Linked DNA regions of Homo sapiens: all the other regions are linked to region 1. Evidence: chromatin loops called from intact Hi-C (ENCODE). Cell type or tissue: endothelial cell of umbilical vein. All regions are shown on one strand. Links, peaks and the distances in the headings refer to the core of each region. The heading gives the core; the rest is flanking DNA.

Region 1 (5,329 bases), core at 511-4,510:
GAGATAGAACATAATCTATGCTACCGCTAGTTTAAATGACTGAGCTGAGTATGGCTAACACTTCACTTTCTCAAAAGTGAACAAATTCTGCAGCCGGATAACTCTCCCTTCTACCACCATACACGCAGACAAACGAAACCCAGACCACACAGAACACTGCGCCACCAAGAGATACACACCATCTCTACAGAGACACACTTTGACTCCTCAGAGACAACACACACACACACAGCCTCCCCCCACTCTCCAGAAACAGTCCCACAGACACAGCTTCTGGCCCACAGAGACAGCTCGCAGATGGAGGTAGTGGTGGGTAATTAGGAGAGACGCAGCTGCCCATGGCCAGGCAAAGGAACGTGAGCAGGAAGATGGAAAGCAGTATCTTCAAAGTCTTGGGAAACTAAATTTCTCTAAAAAGATTTTGAAATCTGCAAATAGGGTCCCAGATATTGCTGTAAAATTTTTTAAATTACCTCCATTTCCACCGTAGACCCAGATGCCTTGAACCATCTTCCTTCGACTTTTTAATAAAACCCCAGTGCATTTTCACATTTATCATATCCTATGAACTCCAAGTTCCTTGGGAAGATTGAAAGGCGGCGGGGATTATTTCATTTTATAAATGAAAAAGTTCAGGTTCAAAGATGCTGGTCAGTCATCACAAAACTAAGTATTGATCTCATGGCTGAGTTTCAGAGTTGGGGTGGGGGAGGCTGAGTTGAAGGGACAAGGTGATAATGGCAAGAGAGGCTAGGTGACGCTCTCCCCAGCCCAGAGCTCTGAGAAGCGCCCACAACACCACAGGCGGCCCCACTGGAGCCACCTCAAAGGACCTGGAGTAAAAGAATCACACCCGACATCATTTGCATACCCCAAGACTGGCCAGCCCCCAGTCTCAGTCTTCCTCCCCTGAGTAAGTGTCAAGAAAATCAACAAATCGAGATCATGGTCGGGGAGATGGAGAGCATGGAAATGAAGCCAGACTCAAGGCATTTTCTAGGAGCGGATAGGAGCCAACGTTAGCGAACCAAGCCCACAGCGTACTCGCTTCTCTTAGGAAGTCCCTAGGCCCAAACCAGTGTGTGCATTTAAGAGTTTTGGGATACGTACTTATCCTTGGGGACGGTGCTTATTTGGCAAAAGAAAAGAGGAGCAGGACGGATATAAGAACAAATTCCCCTACCCTGCCAAGACGTCAGTAAATTAAGGAACAAGAAGGGGAGCAAGTGCTCCAAAAAGCCGCAGGTCTTGGGGTTCCCACCACTGAATCTTTCCGCTCCACGCGTCCATCAGGAAGATCCTCCGCCGTTACCTCCAAATCTATGTAGAGCCCCCTGGGATTGGCTCCCTACCTCTTCAAGTCTGGCGGCTGTGGCGGAAAGGGAGTATGAGGAGGAACCCGGGATGAAGCTGAAGTGACCGCCCCGCCAACAGCTCTCCCCTCCCCAGGCAGCCCGCGGGCGAGGGCCAGACGCAATCCACCTGTGTTCTAACTCTGAGCACCAGCTGTGACCTTGAGAGAGTCCCTGATTACCCCCGTTTTACAGAATTAAGAGTTTGAGTCAGGTCCGTCGCGCTGGGCTGCTTGCGGGGCGCTTAACGGATGGTTTGAGGCGTCCCGCCGGTGCGCCCGCAGCACAGTAGGTACGCGGTGAACCGCAGCCCAAGCACTACGTGGCCATCCGGGATCGGAAAACGCGAGGGAAACGCAGAGGCGAGCTCCCACCCCAGCAGCGAGAGAAAGAGGCGATTCTGGCTCCGCGATGATCCCTGAGCAAGTTCAAGTACCCGCGCCCCTCGCCCCTCCGCAGAGGCTGACTGGCCGCGCCTAGGGTTCCTGGCTCCGGACGCGCACAGGGTGCGGGGGAGCGTGAGAGACACCTCCACACCTTCACACACCCACCCCCGAAGTTGCGGCAACGTTGAGGGGAGAGTGGCGCAAAGCTGCCAGAGGGGAGAAGAGGGAGGCGGACGGTACTCACGGGGGGTGGCCAGCCTGAAGCAAGTCCGCGACCGGGGTCATCGATGGCGGCCGGGCTCAGGCCACCGCGCCTCAGTACGCCCAGGGCACCTGCCGCAACGCGCCGCGTGGATTAGAGGCTGCCGGCGGCGAAGAAGGGGCGCGGGTCGGTCTGCGCGCTAAAGCTGGGCTGCAGCACCGCGGGGGCTCGGCTGCCAGAACCGCAGCCGCAGCGGGAACCCGGGAACCGACAGGAGGCGGGAGCGCAGCGGCGTCGGCAGCAGCGGCTGCGAGGGAGGCGCCCGCGCCGCAGGCAGCCAGGGCCAGCCTGGCCGCAGCCACCGCCGACACCTGCTGGCCCGGCCGAGAGCCAATCAGAGGCGCCCGGAGCGGGGGAGCCTGCGGAGGCGGGGCGGGGGCGCGTGCAGGGCGCCCGGCGGGAGGGGCGGCCCGCGATCGCGCCTGCGCCGGGGCAGGGGGTGCCCGCCGGGCCGGTTCCTCCAGAGCACCTCGGGCGCGCGGGCGGCACGCGCCGGGAGGGGCGGGGCGCACCGGGAGGAGGCGGGGCAGGGCTGCGCGCGCCCGGGGCGGGGACCCGCGCCCCTCCCGGGGCTCTTCCCTGCGGCGCAGTGCAGTATTGGGGCCGCGGTTCGGGAGCCCCCATGTGCGACTCCAGGTCCTTCCCCGATTCTAAGTCAGGCTTTTCCTGTCTCCTGCCTCTGAGTCCTGGGGGCCCGGACCCTCAGTGACCGTAGAGTAATGGGTCACCAGAATCCGGGGCCTGCCTGAATCTAAGACATGGTGTGGCGCTCCTCCACAGACAGCTCTTCCCCACTTCACAGTCCCTGGGTAATTAAAGTCTCCGTAGTGACCCCTATCTGGATTGCTTTAATTCTCCCATAAATTTACTACTACGCTAACGACGCTCATTCATTCAACACACATCAAAGGGGTTACCGATCAGGGAGCTGTCCAGGCTAATGCGCCCCCAAGTCTCCCAAACACAGCTGCGGAACCGCCGGGTTAGTGAGCCCGCGCTGTCAGAAAGACTCCCAAAGACTGCTGCAAGTGAGGAACGCTTTCGGGCTCGTGCCAGGAGTTCCCGGTCCTGGAAGAATGACTGGGAGTTGAAAGGTTCCACTCCAGGCCGGGACTTCATTGTGCGTTTGCATCCATTAAGCCAGGGATCTTCCTGAGACCCACTGCCTCAGCCCCAACAACTCGGCTGTGAAAACACTTTGTCAATTTTAGCTGCAGGGTGGAAGTCGCTCCATGAAAATAAAGCATTTATGGAGTTACACTGGCGATTTCTGAATCCCTGGAAATCCTCTCAAGCCGGTGGGTTGAGGCTGTTCTCTCCGTGTAAATGTGCGCAGTAGAAATAAATGGCTTGTTTGCTGATCAGTCCACAGCAGAAAACAAAACAAAACAAGACAAAACCTTAAAGAAAGGAACTCGGAAGGTAAAGGAGTTAATTTCTTTAAAGATTCGATTCCCTCCTTTAAAGGGATTTTAATGTCTACAAACTGGTAAAGTGGAAGGAAGTTAGTTTGTTTCTCTTTTGTTTACATTAAATTTAAATTTTATTTAGCTGTGCTTGATTAGCATTCATGTGGCACAAAATTCTAAAACTACAAATGGAACACAGTTAACAAGACTCCCTCCCACCCTTGTCTCTCAATTCCTCTTCCTGGGGGCAACCAGTGTGTACCTCCCTCAAGGAAATTGACATATACACAAACATATTTGTCTAATGCTCTTATTTTTATTTTTGTTGTACAAACTATGCACATTGTTTTACATTTTGATCTTTTCCCTTAACAAGATATTATCGTGGAGTCATTCCATATCATTACCAAAAACTTTTTCTTGTTATTTTACAGCTGTATGATATTCCATTGAATAAGATATGCCAAAATTTATGTAAGGGCCCCCAATTATGGGCATTTAAATGGTCTCCAATCTATCACTGTTAATAACAATTATGCATGAATAACTTTGTTCCTATGTAACTGTGTACGTGTGGGGGTACATATGAAGAATAAATCTGTACAACTGGATCATGGGGTCAACGGTGATGTGCATTTGTAATTTGGATAATGTCAAATGCCCTTCATAGAGATATAAACTCATGATCTCACACAAGGTATGTGAGTGCATATTTCACACACCCACCCCTCTGATGGTTCTGAGCCTGTTAGCTCTCATATCCATTCCTAGTCCTTCCGACTCTGCTTCATGGGGGGCTTCATTTCCCAGACTCCCCTATCAATTGGCCGATGGGACTCAGCAGTAGGAGAATAGGAGGGAGAAAGGGAGAAGCCAGGGTGTTTCCCATTCTTCCCTTTCAGCTTGAGTGGTGGGAACAGAAGGGTGTCTAGGGCAGCAGCTACTCCTCCTGGGTGGTCCCAAGTCCAGTAGGACAGGCTCAGTATGGGCTCAGCTCCCTGGGTTCTGGCAACATCTCCCCCTCTTGTCCCTTTGGCCTGGAGGTAACAGGATGTCCTACTGTTGCTAATCTCCAGTGGTCTCACTGTTTCCTGGGAGTCTTTCAGCCTCTCACATCCTCCGGGTAACCAACTCTATGTTTTAACTTCCCCCCATTTCAAATATTCCAAGTGGTTTCTGTTTTTCTAGTTGTACCTGACTGATACTTTTCTGATACACTGACATATCCCTTTACACAGTACATTATCCAACTTGCAGATCTTTGCCAATTATATAAAATGGTCTCGATAGCTTGACTTGCTATTATCTTATTAAAAGTGAGGTAGAACATTTTGCATATGTTTATGAGACACTTGTATTTCCTTTTAAACTCTATGTTCATATCCTTTGCCCATTTTTTGGTTTATTTTTGTCAGACCAATAGATTCTTGATTGTGAAACCAAGTCCTGCCAGTGAAACATTTCATAAAAACATTTGTTTGAAACTAGGTTTTCAACATGATTTTACCTCAGGGAGCAGAGTCCAATAAAAAACAGTACTGTGAGCCTGTTGATTGCTATGGAGGGGAGAAAAAATAGGATAAGAATGTTCAGGAGTTGATAATCCATCTGGACAGACAAAATAAACTTATGTTAAATGGTGTTCATTGTTCTGAATTGTTGTAATCAATAAGTGCAAATTATAATAACAAGTCGATTGGCCTTTCCCCTAAACAATGTATCATGTAATCATTCGCTATCATTATAAGGAGTTTCCCCTTCTTCCTTCCTCCCTCCCTTCCCTCTCTCCCTCCCTCCGTCTCTTCTTCCTTTCTTCCTCCCTTCCTCCCTCCTTCCCTCCCTCCTTCCTTCCTTCTTTTCTTCCAGCTATATGATATTCTACTGAACAGGATTTATTATAACTTATTTAAGAGGTCTCAA
Region 2 (5,329 bases), core at 665-4,664, 52 kb after region 1:
GGCACCTTTAATCCCAGCTACTAGGGAGGCTGAGGCAGGAGAATCGCTTGAACCTAGGAGACAGAGGTTGCAGTGAGCCAAAATCATGCCACTGCTCTCCAGCCTGGGTGACAGAGCAAAACTCCATCAAAAAAAAAAATTAACTAAAGAAACCTAGATGTGTTTACCAGATGGTTTAGATTTTTCCAAAAACATGTAGATGAACACAGTTCATGTACCCTTAAGTGTATGGAAGGAAGACCTCTCTTGGAAGACATCAGGTAGGAAAGCATTCAAATGACTCAGTCATAAAAAGCTGGAGGCAGAAGCAGTCAGGTGGACCACATTTCATTAAAAAGTTAGGCGGGGTTCTGTTCCAAGTGTCCAATGACATCTAGTATGTAGTCTCTGATTCAACCTTTCACATATTCCCAGTAATGTACCACCTTCCAATCCATGCCCCAAACTAGACAGATTACCAGGATCAAGGAGCTTTTTCACTAGATTTAAAGCTGTGGGTCAGAATTTAGAATAATGACTTAGTTATGCTGCCCACATCAGGGACTGGATGGAGAAGAGTGGTCATGTTGAAGGAAGAAAAGGAAACACATGCTTTCTTTCAAGGGCCAATCCTTGGGTCAAAGCCTCAGGAGCTCTAATAATAATAACTTTTTTAAAAAAGGAATTATCCTTCCATGGCTTGTTGAGTGCTCCCTACCCCAATTATATCCCTTAGAAATTCCGTTTATAAATTTCCCTCAACTGCAGCTCTCTTCCTCTACTCACCACCTAGGGAGAGTTTTCTTTGTAGTCCAGTGCACTAGCTATTGAGGATGCCATGGTACCTGTTCAGGGCAGGAACAAAGAGGAATTTTTGTCTTTGGAGGAAGGCCCGCTAGACAATGAAAATGGTGCTAGAATTAGGCAAATCACCCAACTTTCACCAGTCATGTATATTAGAAGAGATGGTCACAGTGGCTAAGCAGCTGGGAGAATTCCCCTCCAATACTCACATAATCCTTTTTTAAACACTGTATAGATGGAGCTATTTTCACTCAAACAAATTTATTTTGCTACTTTGTGTAATTTTTTAAAAATTTTAGGCAAAACCATGTATTTAATCTCCCATCTTGACCATCTTGATCTAATTCATGCTTCCTTTGAAATATTTGCTTCATTTTCGTGCAAGCTATTTTCTTGCTCGTACTGTGTTGTGATGATAACTTTACATGGTTACAAATAGGAAGGAAAGAGTTTTAGTTTAACTGGATGATGCTGTTTTGGAAGATACTTTGGAATATACTTTAATTTCTGCATATCATAATAATGCTATAGTGATATCTACTTACAGATTACCAGCTTTGTGAAATGAACTTCTATCCCAAAGCTATTCTGTTTTTTATTCCTTGTTAGCTTATTTATTTAGTTTATTTATTTATTTAGTTTATTCCTTACGGAGCTTGTTAACTCCACTATGCAAAATGCTATTTCTGAATGTGCCAGTTAGTACCTTGAATAATGGTCCAAGTCCCTCTCTTATTTCAGTGCACGTTTTTGCCTCTTGCTTTAAAGAGCCATTAAGTGGGTCTTTCTTTGGACCAAAAAGAGTTCAAGAATGACTAAGCTTCCTGTGTGTTTTCATCTATTTGGAGAGAACTATATGTCTTTATTTCATTTCTGCACAGTTGCAATTACATTAAGACACTTACCAAGCATCAGAAATCATAATGTAAAGGTCTTGATTGTTGTCTTTTTTATTGAAAGTGGCCTAGATGGGACTAGACTGCAAAACGTTAAGGAAAAGGAGGGCATAGGAAAGCTTTGGGTCTTACAAATAACAAACTAGAGGGCTCCTACATGTGCCCGGTGCTGCCCTAGGTCTTGGGATGCAGAGATGAGTGGGTCAGCTCTTTTATTTTTTTGAGACGGAGTTTCACTCTTGTTGCCCAGGCTGGAATGCAATGGCGTGATCTCGGCTTACCACAACCTCTGCCTCCCCGGTTCAAGCGATTCTGCTGCCTCAGCCTCCCGAGTAGCTGGAATTACAGGCATGTGCCACCATGTCCAGCTAATTTTGTATTTTTAGTAGAGACAGGGTTTCTCCATGTTGGTCAGGCTGATCTCGAACTCCCGACCTCAGGTGATCTGCCCACCTCGGCCTCCCAAAGTGCTGGGATTACAAGCGTGAGCCACCATGCCTGGCCCAGGGTCCCAGTTCTTAAGGAGCTTTTGGTCTTGATGTGGAGGCAGACACTTAAAATAAAAAATGTTGTTCACATACCTAAAGGCTTCAGAAGAGACATGTGTACAGAGAAGAGGAAAAGCCAACCAAGGGCCCTGAGCAGCCCTGAAGAAAGGCCACAGAAGGAAAACATCAGCTACCTCCCAGTTGCCCTTGTTACACTTACATGGGGGAAGAGTCTCCTTGCTTCTGCAAAGTTCCTGTAGTAGATGCTGTTGGTCCCCTTTATCTGGCAGGCATCACCCAGCTACTGGGAGTGTTGGACAGTTGCCCCTCTATCCGGAGACTTGCCACCTTGGCTTACTGGACACCACTTCTGAAAATGCCTGGGATATTACACACTTCCTGTCAATGACCTATAGGACACCACTTCTGGAAATGCTTGGGATATTATGCCCTTCCTGTCAATGGCCTACAGCCAATCAGTAACTGATACAGGGTACAAAAGGCTGGCCCCCTTGCCTTAGGAAGGAACAACTCTGCGATGTACTTCATGCTTCAGATTCCCCACCATGGGATTAAGGTGAGGTTAGACTTCAGCTGAACTCACATGTCTGCCCAGCTTCTTTCCTTGTCCTGCCTGCTTTCCTCACTCTCACAGAAATTAATCTCTCCCTTAATCACTTGCATGACAACCCACCTGGGCTCTGCTTTTTGAGAATCTACGTAATCCAGTCTCCTATGTTTACTCTTAGCTTGTTGGTGTGTTTGGGCCTGAAAAAAAGATCATAGAGCCAGAGAAGATGAAAGGGAGAAAGCAGAACAGGGAAATAATCTTAACCTAGGATATCCCAGCTCCATAACCCTCTTCTAAATGAAATGACCACTGATATGGTTTGGCTGTGTCCTCACCCAAATCGCAACTTGAATTGTATCTCCCAGAATTCCCCCATGTTGCGGGAGGGACCCAGGGGGAGGTAATTGAATCATGGGGCTGGTCTTTTTTGTGCTATTCAAGTGATAGTGAATAAGTCTCACGAGATCTGATGGGTTTATCAGGGGGGTTCTGCTTTTGCCTCTCTCTCATTTTTCTCTTGCCGCCACCATGTAAGAAGTTCCTTTCACCTCTCGCCATGATTCTGAGACCTCCCCAGCCATGTGGAACTGCAAGTCCAATTAAACCTTTTTCTTCCCAGTCTCAGGTATATCTTTATCAGCAGCATGAAAATGAACTAATACAACCACTATTATAAGGAGAGAGCCACATGAAGAGAGGATATGGGAGGAGGAGTGCATAAACAGGTCAGCCTCCTCCAAGAATCTTGGAGGAAGTCAAATGAAAATTTGATTAAAGTTGAAAGTACAATCACTTGGGTGCTTGAGCTCTCAAAATTCATCTCCATGGCAATAAAAAAATGCTGTAGAAAACAATTTGTAATTGATTTGCTTATGGTATCCTTTGGCTTTCATTCTTTTTCAAAAAATTTAATTTATTTTTTAATTGACAAAAGTTATATATATTTACAATGCCCTTCGGCTTTAACTTCTGACTTTTACACAAGACTTAAATCAACATGAAAGGCCATCCCTGAATTCCACATAGGCCAAAGCCCCCTTCATTGCACCACCTGAGGTCTCCCCCAGGGATCTTCTGGAACAAGAATTGTGCTTTCTAAGGACCATCCTAGTTACATAGGCAGGCAATACAAACAGCTGAGTCCATTCCAGAAGAGCTTTTCCTCTCAGAGCACAGGCCCTGGAGGAAGGTTCTTTGAGTTGTCTTGGATGAAATATTTTAGTATGCATCAGCAGACCTTCTTTAAGAAGATTGGAGCAATTAATGTTATCTTGATTAATGAAGCTAAATTAGCTTTGTAATCTCTAGTGCACCTTTCATCTTGCCACTAGGCAAGAATTTGGAACTGACTTAATGTAGCCCACCAGGCAGACTTTCACACAGTGCTGGAAACCTGCTGTAGTTGCTTTTCAGTGAAGTATTTGGCAAACAAAGTCAGGCCTGATCAACTTGTGTACAAGATGAAGCAAATAGAGCAAGGCTTAAAAAGCATGGATCATAGACCTGAGTGCAAGTTCTGGCTTGGTCATCACAAAGCCTTATATATAAAATGGTAATCACTATATAACACCATCCTTAAAGTTGTTTTAAATCAATGGTTCACAAACTGAGGTCCCTGAGACAAGCAGCATCAGTGTTACTTGGTGATATGGTTTGGCTCTGTGTCCCCACATAAATCTCATCTCGAATTGTAATCCCCATGGATCAAGGGAGAGACCTGGTGGGAGGGGATTGGACCACGCAAGCTGTTTCCCTCATGTTGTTCTCATGATAGTGAGGAAGTTCTCACTAGATCTGATGGCTTAAAACTGGCAGTTCTCTTTCTCTCTCTCTCTCTCTCTTCTGCCACCTTGTGAAGAAGGTGCTTGCTTCTCCTTTGCCTTCTGTCATGATTGCAAGTTTCCTGGGGCTTCCCTAGCCATACATAACTGTGAGTCAATTAAACCTTTTTTGTTTATAAATTACCCAGTCTCAGGTAGTTCTTTGTAACAGTGTGAAAATGGACTAATACCCTTGAGGACTTGTTAGAAATGCAAAATTGTGGTCCCCACTCCGGATCTACAGAATCATAAATTCTGAAAGTGAAGCCCAGAAATCCAAGCCCAGAAACACTCCAGGGCATTCTATGCAAGCTAAATTGTTCTAAGCAATTGTTCTTAATCCTGGCTGTTCATTACAATCAACTGGGGAGATTTTAAAATATCTTGATATTGTTGTATTCCAACTCTGCTCTAATATAATTGATCCAGGGTGGGGCAAGCTGGAGAACTGTTAAACATAACAGGCCAAGCTTATGTTTAAAAGCTCCTCAAGTAATTCTAATGTGCTACCAGGATTGAGAACTGTTATTCTGAAGATTAAGTGGCATGCATAGTGTGTATATAGTAATTTCCCAAGTGTAATTTATTATTTACTTATCATTAATTATGTTGACGAATAGGTGATCAGTGTCCCTTGTTTAGCTGCATTTATTGGGTTCTCCTCACCTCTATAGGAAGCTGCACCCCACCCAGATGCCTGCTGAGTATTAAATTTGAGTTGCAAAGTAGAACAAAAGTATTGGTTTCGGAATAAGTAAGACCTGAATTTGA
Region 3 (5,329 bases), core at 458-4,457, 170 kb after region 1:
ACAGAGTGAGACTCTGAAAACATTCTATTTGATGTATTTTTAAAAGCCATGGGCTTTAGAATTACGTAGATGATGAGGAGATTCTACCTATTATGCTGTGTTATGTTACACACATATTTTGTTACTTTTTTCCAACAATGTATTGTGAACATTATTTCACCATGTCATTATTTTTCTACATAACCATTTTAAATGATTTAATAGCATTTTATTATATTTATTGCACTGCTTTTACTTTATTTAATTTCCTCTTATTATAGAATCAAGTCATTTCTATTTTTTCTGTTATTAATAGCGTCATAAAAGATATCCTTGTGATATTTTTGTGCTCATCCACATTTTGCAGACACCAAAGGCAAATTTGAATATTATTGAATTGTGCTCCAAGAAAGCTGTGCTCATTTGCACTCTGGCTAACTGTGTAAGTAAGATAACAACTCTTTTCTGCTTGGCAATGGGTCCCATGTTTCTACAGTTATAGGACACTTTACTGAGCACTATCGTTAAAAAGGGCAATGTCATTTTATCACTTCCTGCCCAACACATAAGCTTCATCATAATTCTCATGAGTGTTGAAGATTAAATAGAATGATATATGCAGTACACCACATAGTAAGTGCTTACTAATATTTTCCATCCCTCTAGTTTTCTTGAACCCAATTGTATTTCTTGCCTTACCATCTCTTAAAAACAGGTATTTTCATTTTTATAAACACTTTGTTGAAAACGTGTTAATAAGTATTCTATTGTACCAATAAAATAGAAATTGTGCTGCTTTTATTTCCAGATTTCACAAACAAGCCCGCATCAGACAGATTCATGCTTCTGCTGTTTCTGCAAAACTTCCCTCGCCTGCTTCTTAGCCTTTTGGCTATCCTGGTGAAAGCCCTCTTGATTTCATTGGCTGCTCTGCAGAGGTCCAAGTATCTCTGTAAGCAACAGAGCTTCCATTCCCTGGTCCTATTCATTGACCTGCTCCCCTGTTCCATAGTGGCAACTCATGAAGCAGAAATCTGCCTGCCCCCTTTGTCATACTTACAATCTCTAGTCAGGGCCCAACTGACTCACTGGCCTGCTAAGTCAATGAATCATACACCACTGTGACTCAGCCCTTTTCCTTTTATTAAGATAATGAGGAAGTCTCTTCATAGAGTCATGGCATTTGTTATCAGAAAGAAAATTCACCGAGATCAGTTGATGAATATATTTTTATTCATTACAGAGAAAGGTCACATTAAGCTGAAAAATAGAAAATCAGAAACTATTTTATAGGTGATATTGGAGGAGACAAAATAGACCAATGTGCCCTTTTTGAGTGAAACAGAATTATTCTCTCCTCCCAAGTGAGATGTAATGACTGCAGTAGTGGGTGAATTATTGAACTGAAAATGTGGCTGGATGGTGTGAAAATAACAAAAAGCTATTAAATGTAATTTTAATCTCTGACACACTAAGAGGAATGACATAAAATTGAGCATCTAATGGTTTTATATTTGTATAAAGTAGTCAATCTCCTAGAGTTAAGCTGCTTATGAACAAACTCTTTTTTTGAATTTCAAACTTTGATAATATATTATAAAACATTTTTGGAAACTGTAGTATAATATAAAATATAGTTCATCTTTATCCCAGGCTCCTGTCACAGAGATCCTAAAACCCCTGGAATTTCCTGAGTGATAAGAGTGTCTTGTTATCCATAAGGAGCCCCTTTTGATCACACTCGAATTTATGTTAATGGAGGTACTTAGGTTGGGGTCTCTAGATAGCTTCAAGATGGGGGCTGGATACCAGAAAGACTAAGAGTTAAAGGGTTGGAACTTTCAGCCCCACCCACCTACCTCTGGGAAGGGGTAAGGAGGCCTGGAGATTAAACTCTATAAAAAAAAAAACAAAACTCTTGAACAACAAGATTTGATTTGATGAGCTTCTGGGTTTCTGAATAGGTGGAGGTTCTGGGAGGGTGGCACACTCAGATAAGGCGTGGAAGCTCCACTCCACCCGCCTCAATACCCTGCCCTATGCACCTCTTCCATCTGGCTCTTTTGTTTTCTTTATAATAAAGCAGGAAACATAAGTGATGTGTTTCCCCGAGTTCCGTGAGCCATTCTAACAAGTCATCAAAACTAAGGAGAGGGTCATGGGAACGTGTGATTTATAGCTGCTCTGTCAGAAGCACTGGAGGCCCAGACTCGTGATTGGCATCTGAAGTGGGCAGTCTTGTAGGATTAAGCCCTTAACTTGTGGGATCTGAACCTAACTCCAGGTAGATAGTGTAAGAATTGAGTTAAATTGTAGGATATTCAGTTGGTGTTTGGAGAGTTAGAGAATTGCTTGATATCTGATATCAGAAGTGTTGTGTGAGAGTATAGATTGTGTTTCCCAGAGAAGCTTAATATGTGAATATGGCATTATGTTAAGCATAGGAAGACAAAATATGTTATCTACTTTTTAAAAGCTCATAATTAGTTGGGCCCCAAATTCATGCATATGTTTCGTCATTCAATGTGTCTTCAATGTCTATCATGTAGCAGGTGCACTGGAGGAAATCAAAATGAAGAAAGTGCATCTTGTGCCCTCTGGAGGCACACAATGAAATGATCTCTCATTTTGAAGTCACATTGTAGAGGCCTTGGCATGACTCACATCTTTCAAACACTCTTTCACATTTTTTTCATTTATATTTTACAGCAACAGTGAGGGAGATGTTGTCATCCTGTTTTACAGGTGAGAAAAGTAAGATTCAGGGATCTTAAATCATGTGCTCAATGTGGTACAGCTAGCAAGTGTCAAGGCTGGGATTTGAACTCATGTCATATCACCACAAATCCAAACTCAATATTGGCCCAAGAAAATGCTCTAAAATTTCATTTGATACAAGTTGAAGTGTAAGCTGCTCCTTCCCTCTGACTTCAGAATTTACCATTTTGGAGAGGAAATGAAATCACAGGTGAAATTTTAGTAGCTAGACTGATGGGGTGTGTACTTATGCTGCTTCCAAATGTCACAATCACTAGTGTTAATATTAACTAAGTATTAACTAAGTTAAGTAACTAAGGTTGGGGTGATAGTGAATTTTATGTGTCAACTTGACTGGGTCATCCGGTGCTCAGAGATTTGATCAGACTTTATTCTAGGTATTTGTGTGATTTGGGGCAGGGATGGGCAGTAGAGTAAAGCAGATTGCTCTCCCTAATGTGGGTGGGCCTCATCCAATCTGTTGAAGCCCTGAAATGAACAAAAAGACTGCCCATCCTCCAAGTAAGACAAAATCCTTCCTGCCTGACAGCCGTCATACTGGGACATCAGCTTTTTTCGGCTTTCAAACTGAAAAATTGGCTCTTCATGGCCTTCAACCCTGCTGGCCTTCAGACTGGAACCACACCATTGAGTTTCATGGTTCTCAGGCTTTCAGAATCCAACTAGAACTACAACACTGGTTCTCCTGGGTTTCCAGACTGGACTCATCCTGGGATCTTGGGATTTTTTCAGCCTGTATAATTACCTGAGCCAATACTTTTATAATAAATCTTACACACACACACACACACACACACACACACACACACACACACACACACTATTGGATCTATTTCTCTGAAGATCCCTGACTAATATAATCAGCATGGCTTAATATTAAAGGAGAATGAAATTAGCCATGCAGACAGCTAAGCTGGGGCAGTGCCGTTCAGAACTTTCTGTGATGATAGAATTGTTTTATAGCTGCACTATCCAGTATAGTAAGCACTAACCACATATGGCTATTAAACAACTGAAATGGCTAATGAGACTAAGGAACTGAATTTTTAAAATTTTTATTTTAATAAATTTAAATGTGTATTTAAATAGCCCCATATGACCAGTGGCTACCATACTGGACAACCCAAATTTAGAATTTCTCCACTTTATACTAATGATTCCTACTAACTGTGTGAGATGATAGATAGATAGATAGATAGATAGATAGATACATACATACATACATACATACATACATACATGATACATAGATTTAGACAGAAAGAGAGAGGGACAAACAGACAGAGATGGTCATTGTTTATTTTATATCTTTTGCACTAAAATGCAAAGCCATTTAGGGGAGAGAAACTGTTCATTTCATTCCCACTGTATCCTCAGCACCTAGAAAAGGACCTTGAAGGAAATTAGACCTCAATTAATATTTGTTAAATTAGTGATTTTGCCTACAAGTATTTAATAACAAGTAATCTTGAGGCAACGTGCTTTGACTAGCCAGATATACATTGGTCTAATTAGGGTTTTATTATTTTATGTTATTTTTGAGACAAAGTCTCGCAGTGTTGCCCAGGCTGGAGTGCAGTGGTGCAATCATAACTCACTGCAACCTCTGGGGATCAAGTGATCCTCCCACCTCAGCCTCCTGAGTAGCTGGGTTTACAGGTTCACCCCACCATACCCAGCTAATTTTTGTATTTTGTATAGATAATGGGTTTCACTATGTTGCCCAGGCTGGTCTCAAACTCCTGAGCTCAAGCAGTCCACCCACTCTGCCTCCCAACATGCTGGGATACAGGCATGAGCCACCTCGCCCAGCCAAGAATATCACTGCCTACCTATTACATATTTTTTGTCTTTATTTGCCCTGCATGGTCTGAGCCATCATTCTAGTTTGTTAAATTTAGGCAAGACTTTGGGATTTTCAAATGTGAGATGCTGTCTTCAGCTCTGGAAGGTCTGAGCTGAGAAAACATTTGGGGAAGCAGCTGAGTGGCATGAACATACTGAGGAATATGTGAATCCAAGTACATGGGCCACAAAAGGGTGATATGTAAAAGCCTGGTCCCAGTGTGCTCTTTGAGAAAAGATTGAGACATCACTTTGCTCTATCAGCTGGAGCCTCTTGACTTCATAAGGATAAAAGTGTTTCTAAGTGGTTATAGCTGGCTGGCTGTGTGGCTTTCCTGCTTCCTCCTCCTCTGCGTGGAACTTTATAGCTTTGTAGTGGAAGGGTAATTACTCCAGAGAGTAATGACCACAGGCTGTGATACTGTTATTTCAAATAGAAAACCAATGCCAGCTTGCACAGGTGCAGCAGATCTGGGAGCCAAACATGGGGCTTCTCTGACTGGGTCCCCCACGTGGAGGAAGCAGGGAGCAAGGGATGACTCCACCTGCTGAGAAAGATGCCCCTCAGCCTCTTTTTTTCTTCTTCTATTCATAGTACCAGCCCCATTCCCCCAGTCCTTTCTAAGAGACCAGAAATTACAGATCTGGGAAGTGGCCTGTATTAGTCCATTTCCATACTGCTATGAAGAAATACCTGAGACTGGGTAATTTATAAAGAAAAAGAGGT
Region 4 (5,329 bases), core at 713-4,712, 61 kb after region 1:
AACCATCTTATGAGGAACATATTTAATTTTATAGATGAGAAAACTGAGACTTAGAAAGGTTGAATGCTTCATCTAAAATCACCCAGATAACATGTAGAGAAATCCAATATCTGCTGCAGTAAAGAGTCATGAGGACAGGAAATACATTACTATCACAAAAAACAGAGATGAAATGTCTGCTTTTTGAGTGTTTTCCCTTAAGTATTAAAATGATAGCTCTGCTGAAATCTCTTCTGCCTGCAGGTCTGTAGATAGAAGCAGCCCCTGTTCCCAGAATCATCAACCCGCATATCTAAAGTCCTTCTGTAAATAGCTGTTAGTAAGAAAAATGCAAATGAGAATGTCTAATTGCAAATTGCTCCAGCCCCACTTTTGAGACGTCCTGTGGTGACTGAACCACACCTTCCTCCTAAGCAGACAGAAGTGGTGGCTCCTGTATTCTGGAGCTTGACTACGACCTTGGCAGGAAACCAGGCCTATTGCAGAATGACGTTGCTGGGCCCACTTCAGGACACAGAAGACTGTGGTCCTTGCTGGAATCTACCCATGGAGGGCACAGTTGTGAATGAGAGCCCTCTGTGTCTGCTGAGAGTACAGGACCTAGGGCCTTGGCTTCATCTTTAGAGTTGTTTCCATTTTAAAGGGTAGTCAGTGAAAATAAAATAAAACAAGTATAAAGACAAACATGTTTACACACACACACTCATATATACATGAGGATGTATGACTATACATGGTATGTATGTGGCTAGAAAAGTCAAGCCCTCTAAAACTAAAAGTATACTATCTGGAATATATCAACCTTTCTTTCAAATTTCAACATTACAATTCTACAATGCCTGATGTCTTGGTATTCATGTAGGACTTCCCTATATTAGGTAAAACCAAATGAAATTGATGTTACTATAGGTAAAAAGAAATATGAATAATGTGGTTCAACCTAATACAGACCAGAAAGTGGCAGGGTCAGGTCAGAGGCAGGAATCCCTTCTCCAGGAGGCCCAGCAAGTGAGGGGCCCAAGCTTACAGGAAAAGGGGGCTGGCATATCATAGAGATAGGATATCAAAAGAGGCCTAAGGGGGCCAAGACAGTGGCTCATGCCTGTAATCCCAGCACTTTGGGAGGCCGAGGCAGGCGGATCACCTGAGGTCAGGAGATCGAGACCAGCCCGACCAACGTGGTGAAACCCTGTCTCTACTAAAAATACAAAAATTAGCCAGGTGTGGTGGCTGGCTTCTGTATTCCCAACTACTTGGGAGGCTGAGGCAGGAGAATCCCTTGAACCCAGGAGGCAGAGGTTGTAGTGAGCTGAGATCACGCCATTGCACTCCAGCCTGGGCAACAGAGCCAGACTCCATCCCCCCAAAAAAAAGAGATGCCTAAAGGGGCAGGATCCCAAAACTATAATGATGGCAAAAAAATGTAAACTAAAATGTTATCTTGTCAAAAGGGAATGGCTGAGAACATGGCAAGCAGCAAGTGTTAGGAGATGTGTTGTTTCTAAGCTCCTGACTGAAGCAACTCATCCAGAGCCTGGTTTGAGATTCATTAAACTACAGCTGAAAAAAGCATTCACCCTGAGAGGAGGAGGCTCAAACAAAGACACTACCTGCAGGATGGAGGATCAGAGAAAAGTGGTCTCCAAAGGGCTGGGCTGGCCCTGGAGCTCTGTGGGGTACCAAAGGAGGTACAGGAGGGAGTACCTCCAACTCCTATGAGCAGGCAGGAGAGACATCAGCTGAGGACTGGGGAGGGAGGGCAGCTACCAGGAAAGGTGGGCCACAGGTTGAATGCTTCAAGGAGGAAGGTGTTGGTGTGTGGATGAAGAGGGTCCAATGAGAGAAGAGTGTAGAGTGACTTCTGGACTCAGAAGTTTCCAGAAGAGCCAGGACCAACTCCTCTTCCATGGCTACCACAGAAATAGGAGAAGACAATCAGGAAACCTGGTCACTTATTTCAGACTTGCTCTCAACGAGCTGTGCTCCCTGGCAGAAGTTCTCTGAGCCTCAGTTTCTTCATCTATGAACAGTGGAAGCATGGTTCAGCTTTTGGGTCAAGGTCACCTGGCAGAGGACCAATTGCTTGTCAGAGAGTGGTTTGCTGGGGAACAAAAAGTGACATTCCAGAGCATTTTCATTTATCCAACGTAAGGGTAGAATTTCTGGGGGTGATTCCAGGAAACTGAGCCATGACACTCAGGTATATTATAAACAAAGTAGATGTCTTAGCTTACTAATTTTTCAATCTGACTGCTGTCACATTTGCTGGGAATTATTTACTTCATTACTGGCTATTACAGGCTGAGTCATGAGGACAGAAAATATATTACTACCACAGAAAACAGGGCCGACACCCAGGCATATTTTAATCTAAGTAGATGCCTTAGCTTTCTAATTTTTGGATGTGACTACCATCACATTTGCTGGGAATTCCCTTGTTCATTGCTGGCTATTAAGAAACATGGGTCAGTGATTTAAAAGAGATGTTTAGGACTCTTTCTCTTTTAAAGACATCTGCATGTCCATAAACAAAAATAGAAGCCCCTTTTCAAAAGATCAGGAGATCAGGAGACGAGGTGCCCTAAACAGCAGTCCTCTTCCCCTGGAAAAGGCTGCAGCAGCCCTCAATTTGGGATTCAGAGTGGTTTTCACAATGGCACCCTGCTGTAGTTGGTGCCAAAAGTAGATGTTTTAGGAGGCATTTCTGCAACCCAGAATCTGTGTGTACAAAAAAGTTAAGGCCTAAGTGATATACAGGAAAGCCTTATGTATACAAGAAACAAACAAACAAAACCTCTTCATTTAGGAATTAAAGTGATCATAATTTTCAAAATATTTCAATGTTGGCATATAGTTATATATGCTCAGAGTTTTACAATTTACATAAGTATAAATTTAATGCAGAAAGCTTGGGGAAAACACCAAGGAAAATGTAGCTCCCGGCCCCACCATCCAAAATTAACCATTAAAGTTTGTTATCTAAACTTCTAGTTGTTCATTTCCTTTTCAAATATTTATTGAGTGACTAATTATTGGCTGCACATGCCAGGCATGTGCACTAAGGAGGAGGAAATGATACTCTAGGTTCCATTTCTCTTTTGTTCTGCCCATTCCACTCTATTCTTTCCTGCAGGTGTTTGTCATGGAATAGGAGGCAAGCTGGCCTTGTGAAAAGAGATGGGCATTGGCTCAGTCCAGCCTTCCATATTTGTTGCAGGGATAATGATGAATAAATGTAAATAATCTGGCACTGAACCTCACATTTGGCAGGTGCTCAATCAACAGTAGCTATTGTTAATTTTTACTATTGTTATTTTTATGTAAGAATTCTTATTATCAATTGCAGCTAATTTTAGTTCTGCTTCTGCAATGGTTCCAGATGCATTTTTAAGTATTGAATCTCTAACCTTGGACTTCCCAAGGAGCATTGTGTGCTCCAATGCAGTCTCCATAATTCTTGCTGCCAGTTGTCCCCCCTCCCCCCAAGAAATTACTTTTCTTACCCTTTCCAGGGTTTTTCAGCTTTTAGATTCTATGTCTCCTGCTCAGCCCATTGCCTTGCCTTCTACCCATTGTGGAGGTGGACATTGATGTAAATGTTACACTTCATTCCTTTGGGGAGAAGAATGATCAAAGGTGGGCCATTTGGCTAAGCTATAAAGGATGGCCCCTGGGGAAGAAACAGCCATTTTGCTATTTTCTGTATCCTCCTTCTCAGCCTTCTCCTCTTTTAACAACTCAGTACTTAGATCGTATATTAGTCATTGGCCATGAGCTACTTCTGAGGAGAAGACGTAACTTTCAGCCATTTCCAGAGTGAAGTTGCCTTGGCCAAAAGAAATTCTTCTCAGTGGACAGGAACATCTGGGAGCCATTAGCAGCCAATACTCACATCGCATTGGAATGAACCCAATGGCTCCATGAAGGGTATCTAGAATAGGCAACCCAAACATTTATATTACTAGCCTAATATATGGTATTCTTTATCCCAAGAATGAACACAAAAAATAACTCTCAATATTCCTAAATGTCACTTGTTGGAAGAAATATAACTCAATGGTTAGGCAACAGGATCTTCTCCATGGAAAGAGGGATGACCCAGGGACCTGGGTATGGGCAGAATTGTGCTACATTAAAAAGTGGATAAACTGAATGTTACTCTAGGAAATAAGAGGATAAAGAAAACACTGCTGATTTTTATTAAACATTGCCAGGTACCACAATCTCCTTTTCCAATATTTCAAAAATTATTTAAAACATTTGACAAGCACAATTTAAATAACAGAGAATGAGATGGAGCAGGGACCTCCCCCCCGCAGGGACCTCTGGGCCCTCCAATCATAGAAGAAAGGAAAATCTTTAGTTCCTTCAAGGAAAATTCCAGGCACCCAGCGATCCCTGAGAAATAAATGAGCAACTTAATAAGAAAAAGGTAATAATAGTTTAAAACAATAGCTGAGGAGTTTAGATTCACAAGATGGTAGATTCCCTATAGAAACAAAAGAAAACATTTCAACATATACTGCTGAGTTGTTTTCAGAAACCCAGATCCCCACCAAATGGATCCACTGGCACACAGACCTCAGATAAGGGGCAACTGAGGACTGAACTCTGACCATTTTTTGTTCTAAATTTCTTCATGGAGGAAGTCATACCCATGGGCCAGAGCTAACATTCCTTTCTGCTGACCCCTAATTTTTAGACAAAGCTTCACCTCCGTAACCAATTACGAAGCAGAAAATCTTTGAATCCTCCCATGACCTATGTGCCCTGCTTCAAGATGTCCTGCCATTTTAGGTCAAACCAATGTATAATCTCCATGTATTGATTTCTGACTTTGCCTGTAATCCCTGCCTCCCTGCCTTTAAAAACCCTTATCTGTAAGCCATTGGAGAAGTTGGGTCTTAAAGCTGAGCCGCCTGATTCTCCTTACTTGATACCTTGCAAATAAACATCCATCTTTCTCCTGCTGCAAACCTCAGTATGGATGTTTGCCTTACTGTGTCAGGCAAGTGGACCCCAGTTCAGTTTGCTAACAGAAATATTACATTATACATATATTGAACATTAGGCATGGAGTTTGAAAATAGCCACTGGAAACTTCTAGGTGGCATAAGCTTGTAAAACACACTCGCTTCACCACATGAGACCTCATTCAGTCCCTGACCTGCTCGTGGGCATGGAATTCCACTATACCATTCACTTTGATCCTCCCTGTGAAAGATGTCTTTTTGCTAGTATCTTTTCTCCTTATGTCTATTTCACTCTTAGCCATGGTTGCTGATTTTCCCAAATATGGTTCCTGATGTCACGCAAACTTCATATTGGT
Region 5 (5,329 bases), core at 821-4,820, 100 kb after region 1:
GTTATTTTGTCTTCTCTTCTTCCAAGAGCCCCATGAGTATTACTGGAAATTTATACATTGATTTCTTATATTATTTACTTTTTAAAAGTTAACATCAAGCCCAGGTAAAGGAGAGAGCTGTGTTTTTAGTCTTAGTAGAGAGATTTTATTTTTCTACCTCTACCCAACAATATCAAGCATATGAAAAGAAGTATAATATCAGTAGTATTTAAGGAAATGAAAAGTAAAACCACTGTAAATAGCACTAAAATCATCATGGTGACTAAAACTGGAGAGCTTGATTATGACCAATAGCTGTTAGGAATGTGAAACAATGAGAACTCTTATTTCTTCCTTCAGTGTGATTTGTACAATCATGTTGGATAATTGGCTGGCATTATGTGGTAAACCAAAACATTTGCCTATCCAATAGTTCATCAATTCTATGACTAGGGGAATATCTAAGAGAAATAAATGCATACATCTATCAAAAGATAGTAGTTGGATAATTAAAATGTTTTATATTCATACAGTGTGGTACCATGCAAACCCTGAAATGGCCTGAATGAAATAATATAGAGCAATGAGAACAAATAAATCACTGCTGCATGAAACAACAGAGATGAATATAAGAGAAATAATACTGAGCACCCCAAAAAGCCAGACATTTTAAAAATATGTTAAATTATTATATTTTGATAAAATCCAAATGGTCATAAAAGTTGGAAAAGTAGTTATTTCTGGGGTCCTGTGTAGGAGTAGGAATTGACCATATAGGAGTATACTAAGGCCTTCTGTAATGCTGGAGATGTTCTATATCTTGATCTAGGTGGTGGTCACACAGATATACACATGTGTGAAAATTCACTGAGCCCTATGCTTGAGATGTATGCCAAGCCTCAGTAAAAAAAATTTTCTAAGTAGGTATTATGCAACAATCTTTAACAAGTAAAATCTATCTCTAATCTTTAAAAATATGAATTAAACTATTTTAATTTAACTTTGAATGTGAAATCAAAATATTTTAAAATTCCTCCTCACATTGTTAATTAAAGGATGGATCTTCTTATACAATCAAAGCAAAAACCGATTCCTTTAAGCAAATTAGACACAACTACTTTTATGCCTCTCCCAAAGTTTTATATTTAGGGCTTTTGCAGTCTGCAGGAACTAAATTCAATTTCGTACTTGAAAATCTTTCCCCTGCCAGATGCAGATTCTGCTGTTTGCCACTGATAATTTAAAGGTGCTAAATTCAGACACTTTCAAACTATGTTTCTCTAGAGATCACCCTTCTTTCTATACATGAAGCAATTAAAAATAAGCTCCTATTCTGTTGCTGCTAGCCCTTAGATATCAAAGTGGAAAAGTTGGAAATTAGATATTTTATAGGGTCAGGGAAAGAGTGGCTTTCGCCAGGAATTGCGCTAAGTTTAATTTATGTTAGATGAAAGATTCATTTTTGAAGCTTCTTGGGATCTGTGATATTTGATGATATTTTACTTTTTATTGCACTCTATCTGGGATGATTCCAAAAATTTCTTAGTACAGTTTTAAACAGTATCCATTCTTGAAAGTTTTTACCTGCTTTTATTGAATCAGAAAAAGTCAAAGTTCTTTTCCTTATCAACCATTTCTAAATTAACTCCATATTTAAAAGCTGGAATTAATTTGAAAGTAAAAAAGGACAGCATCCACAGTGTACACCTATTGCTTTGTCTTCACAGCATGGCCATTCTTTTGGAAACATGCCCCTGTTTCTGAGAACTGTTCCTCCCCCTCTGCCATGCAGTTCCCATCCAATATCCTCTCATGACTCCACCCTCTAGTCATATTTGCTTGTCCCAGAAGTAGCATCTAATTCAAGTGGGTCCTCTAACCTATTTATCTATCCATCTATTTATTTATTTACAGTTATTTTTGCATTGTGGCTGAGAAATAAATCCACTTCTTCCCAGTGGTTGGATTAATGAGAAATACTGCTCAAGAATTGTTGGTGACCATATTTCACACCAAAGCCAATACAAAGATGAGCATATATCTTATATCCTGTATAGTCTTTTCTTATTAAGCCCAAAGGACTTCCTGACCATTTGCCACATGCTAACACATTCTTGATCTGGTAAAATATGGGATGGTAAACTGTCAAAAGGAAAGGAAGGTAAAGAAATACCTAGGTTGCTCAACTTCCTTGAGATTATTTTATATTACCACAAAGGAAGACAGTGAATGAATGAATGAATGAATGTGATATTCTTGCACATAACTTTTTGCTGCTAATTTGAAATATTTCTTTAGAGAGTAGAAAAAGCCTTAAGTGAAGAAAGAGAAGCTGCAATTTGATGTTATCATTATCCATCATCTTGGACATAAGAGGGATGTAGGTTACTTTGGGGAAGAAGCACTGACAGGTTTGTACCAATGGCGCTTCATGGTGGATAAACTTTTTATTTTTCCCTCCTAATATTGGAGTGGAGGGTGACCCCCATATATGATTGCCCTTTGAAACAACTAAAGGATGGATACATCACCAGCCCAGAACCAATAAACAATGAAGGGTAACATTAAAGTTTTACCCAATGGTATCTTGCGTAGAAAGGTGTTGAATTTGGTCTAAAACCTCTTCTGATGGATATCTCTAACTTTCTAAACCTTGTCCTTATGACCTTCTTAAAGAAATCTGTTAGTTAATCTTGTTAACCCAGTTAAGATAAAAGGATTCTCTACTAATCTTTAGTCAACAATTCCCCTAAAGTATAAATATCCTGGTGTCATTTGCAGAAAGTCTGAGTAAATTCAGAATTCTCATAGGTAGGAAATATGAGAATGTGATTGGGAGCCTGGAAGTCATGCATGATTGGGCGCTTGTTGCTGAATCTCTGACATCTGGCTCAGTGCCTGGTGTGTAGGTGCTTAATAAATATTTGTTGAATGTATGAATCAATGGGTTTCATTTTGAAACATGGACCAGTAGTCTAGCCATTAAGTCGTTTTTCCATTTTTTATCCTTTGTGTTTGGTGATCTGTACAAAATTTTTAAAGGTAGGGTTGTTTGAACATTTTTTCCGAAATTTTTCTGAAAAGAAAAAGGTCCACTTTGCCCGTTAAGCAGAAAAGATCTGAGTGGCATTCTTTAGGAGGGCCTTATGTGTATTACAATTCTTGCACCCCCTAATGGCCATATATGGGATCACACTTCAGAATAAGAAAGAAACCAAGTTGGAAATAGGACCATATTTTCAAAAAATATTGTAATCTGGACCCTGAACCCGGGCAAGTACAGTAAAAAAGATGCTCTTTTTCAGAACTTGTGTGTTTTTTGATGACCACCAAGAAGGGACAGATTATCTATATGACTGAATAAGCTCCCTGTGAACTTAAGGATGAGGTCAACAATGCTCACAACACAAATTAACAGAAGCAATCTTTTATAGCCTATCTTTGCAAATCAGAAAGTCTAGAAGACCCCATTTAATAGATTTTGGAAGAGCCAATTTAAAGTTTGGTTCCTAGCATTTGGAGAAGTGGCACTGTCAGCCTCAGCAATCTTTCTAGCGCACCAGGAAAAAATGCAACTTGTTTGGATAGAGCAAGAGTATGGTGGAAATTAGTTGACATTTTCCCATTTCAGATTTTGCCTCCCCCCCTGGCCCCATTCTCCCTGGGTTTTTGTTTAGAAGTAAAACTTTTAAAAGTCATATCTTTTCTGCAATCCACCTCAGGCTGTCTTGATAGTTATTATGGAAGTGAGTAAGGGGTCTACAGAGAAAGGTCAATTAGTAGACAAACTTCTGAAAAGGCTGAACCAAAAATACAGCAGGCTGAATCCAAATGTATATATCTACCCCTCACAAACCTCATAAAGGTGAGAGTTAAAAAATAGGAAGACCACCAACTTATAAAAAGAAGAATAGGAGATTAGTCAAAACTGGAGATTAGGCCGGCGTGGTGGCTCACGCCTGTAATCCCAGCACTTTGGGAGGCCGAGGTGGGTGGATCACTTGAGCTCAGGAGTTTGAGATCAGCCTGGCCAATATGGTGAAACCCCGTCTCTACTAAAAATACAAAAATTAGCTGGGTATGGTGGCCTGCGCCTGTAATCCCAGCTGCTCAGGAGACTGAGGCAGGAGAATCGCTTGAACCTGGGAGGCGGAGGTTGCAGTGAGCTGAGATCCCGTCACTCTACTCCAGCCTGGGCGATAGAGCGAGACTCCGATTCAAAAACAAAAAAACAGGCCGGGCACGGTGGCTCCTGCCTGTAATTCCAGCACTCTGGGAGGCCAAGATGAGTGGATCACTTGAGGCCAGGAGTTCAAGACCAGCCTGGCCAACATGGTGAAACACCATCTCCACTAAAAATACAAAAATTAGCCGAGCGTGGTGGTGGGCATCTGTAATCCCAGCTACTCGAAGGCTGAGGTGGGAGGATCTCTTGAATCTGGGAAGCAGAGGTTGCAGTGAGCCAAGATTGCGCCACCACACTCCAGCCTGAGTGACAGCGAGACTCCATCTCAAAAAAGAAAACAAAACAAAACAACAACAACAACAAAAATCTGGAGATTTTACAAATTTCCATAAATTTCAAAAGGCCAAAAGTGAAACGGTTACCTGATAACTGACTTAGCTAACCAGGTAAAGCATAAACCTGGTGCTGGAGATGGTAAAGGCAACAAGAAACATGTGTGAACTGTGACCCCAGAACCCAAAGAAGACACATGAATTAGAAACACGAATTACTTCTAAAGAAGTGAAGGTCTCTGTTGGGTGAATGTGAAAAAAAAAGATACAGTGATAGTTTAATAGCTGGTAGAATCTATCCATCAGCTCCCCTACTGCAGGGAAATCAGTGGTGTCCTGGCAAGAGAAAAGGAGAATTACTTTCTGGAAAGCCTTGCATAGCTGAGGTGAGATGTTGTGCAGAGAAAATTGGCCTCCATTCTGGATGATGAAACTTTGTGGGCCTCATTCACTATCTGATACTGAAATACTGATGGTCAGACATACGCATCTCAGAAAGGAGAGTGGAAGACTACTCTCTGGGGATACTGACCTTTAAATCTGTCTAAGCACATTACTTGTATTCAAATAAAATTAAACTAAAAGAAAGAGGGAGAGAGAGTTGATACATGACTCATCAGGAAGTTCAGCTCTAGTTACAATTTATAGCAAGCTACCTAGATAGTCTATGTTACTGTGGCTAAAAAGGTTGTGAGATGGGTGTGGGAGGATAGTCAGCTTTTTTGTGGGGGCTCCAGAGGTCCTCAGTAAGAACAGTCCTCTGACTATGCTTATATAAGAAGTTTAACTTCCTCTGGGTTAATTCTTTGGGAGGCAAGAATAAGGAATTTAT
Region 6 (5,329 bases), core at 907-4,906, 270 kb after region 1:
TGAAACTTAAATAAGACCACACTCCCACAACTCTGTCATTATGTTCCAAAGAGTTTTGATATCAAATGAATATTCTCAGAGCCCTGAAGATGGAACAAAGCTTTCTTTACTATTCCCCTCTGGTCAGCTTCAACCCATACAGAATTTATCTCAAATGGGCACCCAATGCCTTCTTCTCCCTTGGTTTCCTCCTTCTTTTACTATTCAAGTGCTTCCTCCACAGCGACCCAGTTCCATCTTGCTGACATCCCTTGGTGAGGGCTGATAAGACCTAATCCCAACTTCTTCCTGAGAGGGGTAGAGTAGAGATTCTAGGAGACAAAAACACTGTCTTGATAGGATTGACTGCCACCCTTAGCAAAAATTTAATATAAAAATTCTCAAGAGGTTAAGAATGGGAAATAATAAAGGCAGTGGAAGGCAGAAAGGGACCCTCTCTTAAAATGTAAATGTCACTGCACATAGGAAGTCCCAGTAAACTGTGGCCCACTACACTTGTCCTCTCATTTTCAGTCTCAAACCATGACCACACTTGAGAGTGGGGGAGGGGTGCAAAGCTTTTTCTCTAATTCAAAGGTTTTGCTTAACACCTTCCTGCATATCCTTTTCTTAATATGTCTGTGTGTATCAAGACTTTGTTGAGTTAAGGCTAAGCTAGCAAAAGGAGCACAAAGCTATGTCTGCCCACAAAACATCTTCCACTGTTGTCTACGGAATCATGTACTTTCGCAAAAAAATACCAGACTGCCAAGTTAGCATAACACAAACCATTCCCAGTGATCTGTAAATGGATTAACCATTTTGTAGAACTTTCTTGCTGACCCCAGTATTTCCTCTTTTTCTAGCATTTAGCAGGTTCTAAAAAGTTTTATCATTAGGGGAGCTAGTCAAGTGTCTCACTTTAAGGCTTTTTGTAGCCCATTAAGAGTCCAGCTGGCCTCAGGAAGTGCCTGCTCTGTGGTCTTAACACTCTTTCTGCTCAGTGGCCTACAAAAAGCCTTGAAGTGAAACGCCTGACTAGCCCCTTCCCCTGGATATGATGTATTTTCAGAGTGATTGTCCAGAGGCAAAACTACAAAACTGTTTTAATTCAAATTAACAAGTATAATGTAATGGATAGTGCCGTTTTGCTAAAATTGAAAGCTTGGTGTTGATTTAATAATACAAAGATGAATTTGCTGGGGTTTTGCTTTGTTTTGGTTTTTTACTTGTTGACCTACCTTATTTTTATTTTTAAGCATGCTGAGTCATTGCTATTTTTTTCATTTAACAATGATCCATTATTACGATGAACAAATCAATAAAACTGTACAGTCAGAAATAATGAGAATGTATTGAAAAATCTTCACAGCTACTGCTGCTAAACTGTTTGGAGTTGATAGCACACAAACAGGATCTGCACAAGCCTTTTACTTTCCATTGGTATATTTCTGCCTGCTGTGATCCAGGTCTTTCGAGTTCAGCTTGTCCATCATTTAGGTGAGGGCTCAATCTACTACCTCTTTTCTCTTTCCAAACCACCACAGCGTGGCTTATTCGGCACACTATATTGTCATGCAGCTTTCATTTGCACGTGCGAATTACTAGTTATGCATTATTGTTCTGTTCCCTTCTCAAGCCCAGGAAATGAAAGCACCAAGTACATTCTTCCACTGCAGTAATTTTCATTACGTCAAATCAGAACCTCAGTTTGCAAAATGACTTGTTTCTAAAACCTTATTCTGTAACAATGCTTTCAGTTGCATGTTATCCCTGCTGAAGAGAAAATTTGTCTTTATGAGTACAATGGTAATGATAAGTCAACTGTTGTCATTTTGACAACACCAACCTAATGTCAGCCAGAAAGACTTAGCAACACATTAAAACTTCAATGCTGTCACTTCAAGACAGGGATCACTTGGTACCAATATAACTGTCAACACAAATGCCAGCACAGCCCTGAAACCTCATGGCAGGTGCTGGTTTTGAGTATATTATCCACATGACTGAGAATATGGTTAAAATAATCCTTTTCGGACCATCAGCTTTTGAGAATGTAACATTCTCAAGATGGTTGCCTTTGAAAAAAGAAAATTAAAAAATTTTTAAATTCTCCTAGAATTCTCCAGTCCCTAGGAAATGTCCGCGGGCTCCAATGTGATAAATTCTAATCTCTGTTACCTTCATTGTTCTGGAGAGGAAATAGACTAGGAGAGAGAGCAAGCAATTGACTCAAGGGCATGAAGCCACTTTCGTGGCGTGGCTGAAATGCACACCCCTGCCTTTTGCCTTCCACCAGCTTTGTCTCTGTATCATTCAGCTCTTGTATTCCACGAAGCACATTTGGTTTCTACTGAGTTCAGATATACAAAATGGTGTTGTTAAAGGATACTTCATACTTTTTGGTTTAAAGAAAATAATTTCTGTGTCTCTATTAAAACACGGACACTTGGCATTCCAAGTAAACATTGTCAATTCACAGAGGTTAATTTTGTTTTTAAACTGCAACCAGAGCTCCCTCTAATGGCTGTTTATTTTGACAGCAAATCCTTAGGGAAATAAAATAACCGTTGTTCATTTAAAACTAGAAAGGGCTATTTTTTTATTGTTTTTACTGCTTCATGGGTCATTATTGATCTTTACAAGTGGACCATTTGTATCTCACTCAGTCTATAGTTTCTAGAAAAATCATAGTATTCCCACCTCTGAAAAATCACATCAGTAGAAGTGAAAATAAAACTTAATTGATGTGGTTAATTTTACATGTGAACTTGACTGGGTCATGGGGTGCCCAGAAATTTGGTGAAACATTTTTCTGGGTGTTTTTATGAGGAAGTTTCTGGATGAGATTAGCATTTGAGTCTATAGACTGAGCAGAGCAGATTGTCCTAATGTGGATGGGCCTCATTTCATCAGTTGAAGGCCAAACTAGAACAAAAGAGTTGACGATCCTGAAAACAAGAGAGAACTCGTCCAGCCTGACTGCCTTGAACTAAGACATCAGCTACCTTTTAACTGGAACTGAAACATCGTCTTTTTTGGGGTCTCAAGACTACTGGCTTTTGGACCAGAACTGACACCATCAACTCTTCCGGTTCTCAGGCCTTCAGATTCCGACTAGAACTACACCATTGGCTTTCCTGGGTCTCTAGCTTGCCAAATGCAGATCTTGAAACTTCACATTCAAAATCATATGAACCAATTCCTTTTAATAAATCTCTCTCTCTCTCTCTCCACACACACACACACACACACACACACACACATATGCACACGTCCAATTGGTTCTGTTTCTCTGGAGACCCCTAACTAATACACTTGCTTTCAAGGAGTTTAAAGAAAACATAAATTTTTTTTAATGTTTAGATCCTGCTATTACAGTCAGTAAGAGTATACGGTAGTTCGTGCAGCTTCAGTCTATCTACCATTATGGATGGTTTCAACTAATTAGTTGTCAAGTCACCCTGACAGTGAAGAACAAAAAAAATTTAGATCTTTGATCACTGATCTTAAAAAGTGTCATATACAATGATATAAAATAGTAAATGTATTCAATAAAAGTAATATCTACTCTACTGGTATTGCATTTTACATTTCACATTTACCATCACCTTTGATTTTATCCTCACAGCAATTCTGAAAGATAGAGCAAATATCCTAAGCTTAACACACAGATTCATAATCTAATACCCACAGATTGTAACTGCTTCTAACATTTTGCCTTTTTCATTACAACCACAATATCACTCTGAGTCATTCTGTGCCACAATCCAGCAAGACAGCACGTCTAACCAGTTATTTCTCTAACCACAAAGGCTATTGATGATCTTCAATTCAAAAGGTGCTACCCAATGGCTATTTTCTAGCTGACTTGGCAAAATAGACTAGAGTAGAATGTAAATAATCTGAGGCTGAAAGCTGGGATTTTTGTTTCAAACAAATGACTTTCTCCCATTGGATGGACATTGAATGTACCCCACCACTGTACAAATAGGGGATTGGATCTCAACAGTCTGTGTGAAACTGTTGTTATATTTCCCCAACTAAAATGAAATTTTCCCATTCCAAAGCTGGTGGAATGGGAAAGGGGGGAGGTGTGCACTTCAGTCATGCCACAAAGTAGCTTCATGCCCTTGAGTCATATCACTAAATGTCATTTCATATTAGTAAGATATGTCAAGAGGCATATCTTAGTAATCTTTGCCCTCCAAAGCCCTTCCACAGAGCAGGTGCTCTATAAACATTGTTATATAAATTAATGAATGCATAAATAATTATCTGGTTATCATTTGTTGTGTACCTACTAGATGTCAGGGCCTGTGCTAAGCATCTTACATTCATTACTTCTAATTCTTCAAACCATCCTTTTGAGCAGAGAATGTTTTCATTACACAGAAGAGGAAACTGAGGGTCACATCAGTTAAGTGATGTGTTCAACATCTCACAGCTGAAAGTGATGGTGCTGAGACCAGTCCCTCAACCTCTCGCTTCTAAAGCCCACATAGTCTCAGCACCACCCTGAAAGTTGCCCACTATTGATTAAAAAAAAAAATGGAAAGTTCACAGCCCATAGGAAGTAGATTAGGAGCCTCATGCTACATAATCTGCAGAAATAACCAAATAAGCTGAAGGGTTAGGACTAGAGGTATCCTATCATCTCAGTACCCTAAATAGCTGTTCCCTTCACTTCATCTACCTGAGAATGGTGTAAGAGCTGCACATATAGCTGGAATACCAAGAAGAAGATTACGTATCCTCCCTGGGATACAGGGACATCACACATGTTCCAAGCAGCAGGAGCAGGATAGGGCTGTTTTCTTTCGCATTTGTGTGCTCTAGGTCTTCACTTGTTCTGAATGCTCCCAGCAATGATGTCTATGGCTTTGGGTAGTTGCTCTTAGAATCCTGCTTTATAATATAAAAAAGAAAGCCTTTGTAAGATAATATTCAGTTTTTATGATTTCATTTGCAACCTGTAAATAAATCTAGCTTTATTTTGGGAGATTTTATATATATATATATATGCGTATATATATATGTATATATATGTGTGTGTATATATATATATATATATCTCCTCAATGTTCATTTACTAAGGGATCTTTTAGTTTCTAATATTTCTCTTCCAAATCACACTTGGCTACTAAGGTTATGGTAATCAGCAAATGTCAGTACATTTCACTGTTTTTGAAATCACATTCATAGCTGGGATTACAGGCATCCACCACTACACCTGTAGAGACAGGGTTTCCCCATGTTGGCCAGGCTGGTCTCAAACTCCTGACCTTGTGATCCACCTGCCTTGGCCTCCCAAAGTGCTGGGATTACAGGCGTGAGCCGCTGTGCCTGG

The links. Peaks named below come from ENCODE experiments on the same cell type or tissue, not always from the same donor. Only the 100,000 strongest peaks of a DNase experiment are listed, where the experiment ranks them.
Region 2: a loop joins it to region 1, with 4 times the contacts of the local background. A loop is called at or near these places in 2 of 110 quality-filtered maps.
Region 3: a loop joins it to region 1, with 7 times the contacts of the local background. A loop is called at or near these places in 3 of 110 quality-filtered maps.
Region 4: a loop joins it to region 1, with 4 times the contacts of the local background. A loop is called at or near these places in 2 of 110 quality-filtered maps.
Region 5: it touches region 1 in a loop (7-fold over the local background); 3 of 110 quality-filtered maps call a loop at or near these places.
Region 6: it touches region 1 in a loop (5-fold over the local background); 7 of 110 quality-filtered maps call a loop at or near these places.

The regions. Positions count from the first base shown.
Region 1 is chr3:39,806,570-39,811,898 of GRCh38, reverse strand. It overlaps MYRIP (myosin VIIA and Rab interacting protein), which reads right to left and starts at 2,290. Exons shown (of 17, transcript NM_015460.4): 1 at 1,983-2,290. In endothelial cell of umbilical vein, for the core only: no CTCF peak of the experiment used is centred there; DNase peaks (open chromatin) are centred at 1,018, 2,308 and 2,898; H3K4me3 peaks cover 2,512 bases.
Region 2 is chr3:39,754,732-39,760,060 of GRCh38, reverse strand. No RefSeq gene overlaps it. Among named protein-coding and RNA genes, the nearest start is that of MYRIP, 52 kb to the left of the region's middle. In endothelial cell of umbilical vein, for the core only: no CTCF peak of the experiment used is centred there; a DNase peak (open chromatin) is centred at 2,610; H3K27ac peaks cover 1,512 bases.
Region 3 is chr3:39,635,248-39,640,576 of GRCh38, reverse strand. No RefSeq gene overlaps it. Among named protein-coding and RNA genes, the nearest start is that of MOBP, 170 kb to the right of the region's middle. RefSeq lists a cis regulatory region at 1,101-1,111 and enhancers at 1,034-1,178, 857-1,356. In endothelial cell of umbilical vein, for the core only: a CTCF peak has its summit at 2,597 (motif pointing left); DNase peaks (open chromatin) are centred at 496, 1,076, 1,996 and 2,566; H3K27ac peaks cover 2,941 bases.
Region 4 is chr3:39,745,967-39,751,295 of GRCh38, reverse strand. No RefSeq gene overlaps it. Among named protein-coding and RNA genes, the nearest start is that of MYRIP, 61 kb to the left of the region's middle. In endothelial cell of umbilical vein, for the core only: no CTCF peak of the experiment used is centred there; a DNase peak (open chromatin) is centred at 3,105; H3K27ac peaks cover 1,852 bases.
Region 5 is chr3:39,705,333-39,710,661 of GRCh38, reverse strand. No RefSeq gene overlaps it. Among named protein-coding and RNA genes, the nearest start is that of MYRIP, 100 kb to the left of the region's middle. In endothelial cell of umbilical vein, for the core only: a CTCF peak has its summit at 3,162 (motif pointing left); a DNase peak (open chromatin) is centred at 3,121.
Region 6 is chr3:39,539,177-39,544,505 of GRCh38, reverse strand. No RefSeq gene overlaps it. Among named protein-coding and RNA genes, the nearest start is that of MOBP, 74 kb to the right of the region's middle. In endothelial cell of umbilical vein, for the core only: a CTCF peak has its summit at 2,493 (motif pointing left); a DNase peak (open chromatin) is centred at 2,305; H3K27ac peaks cover 309 bases.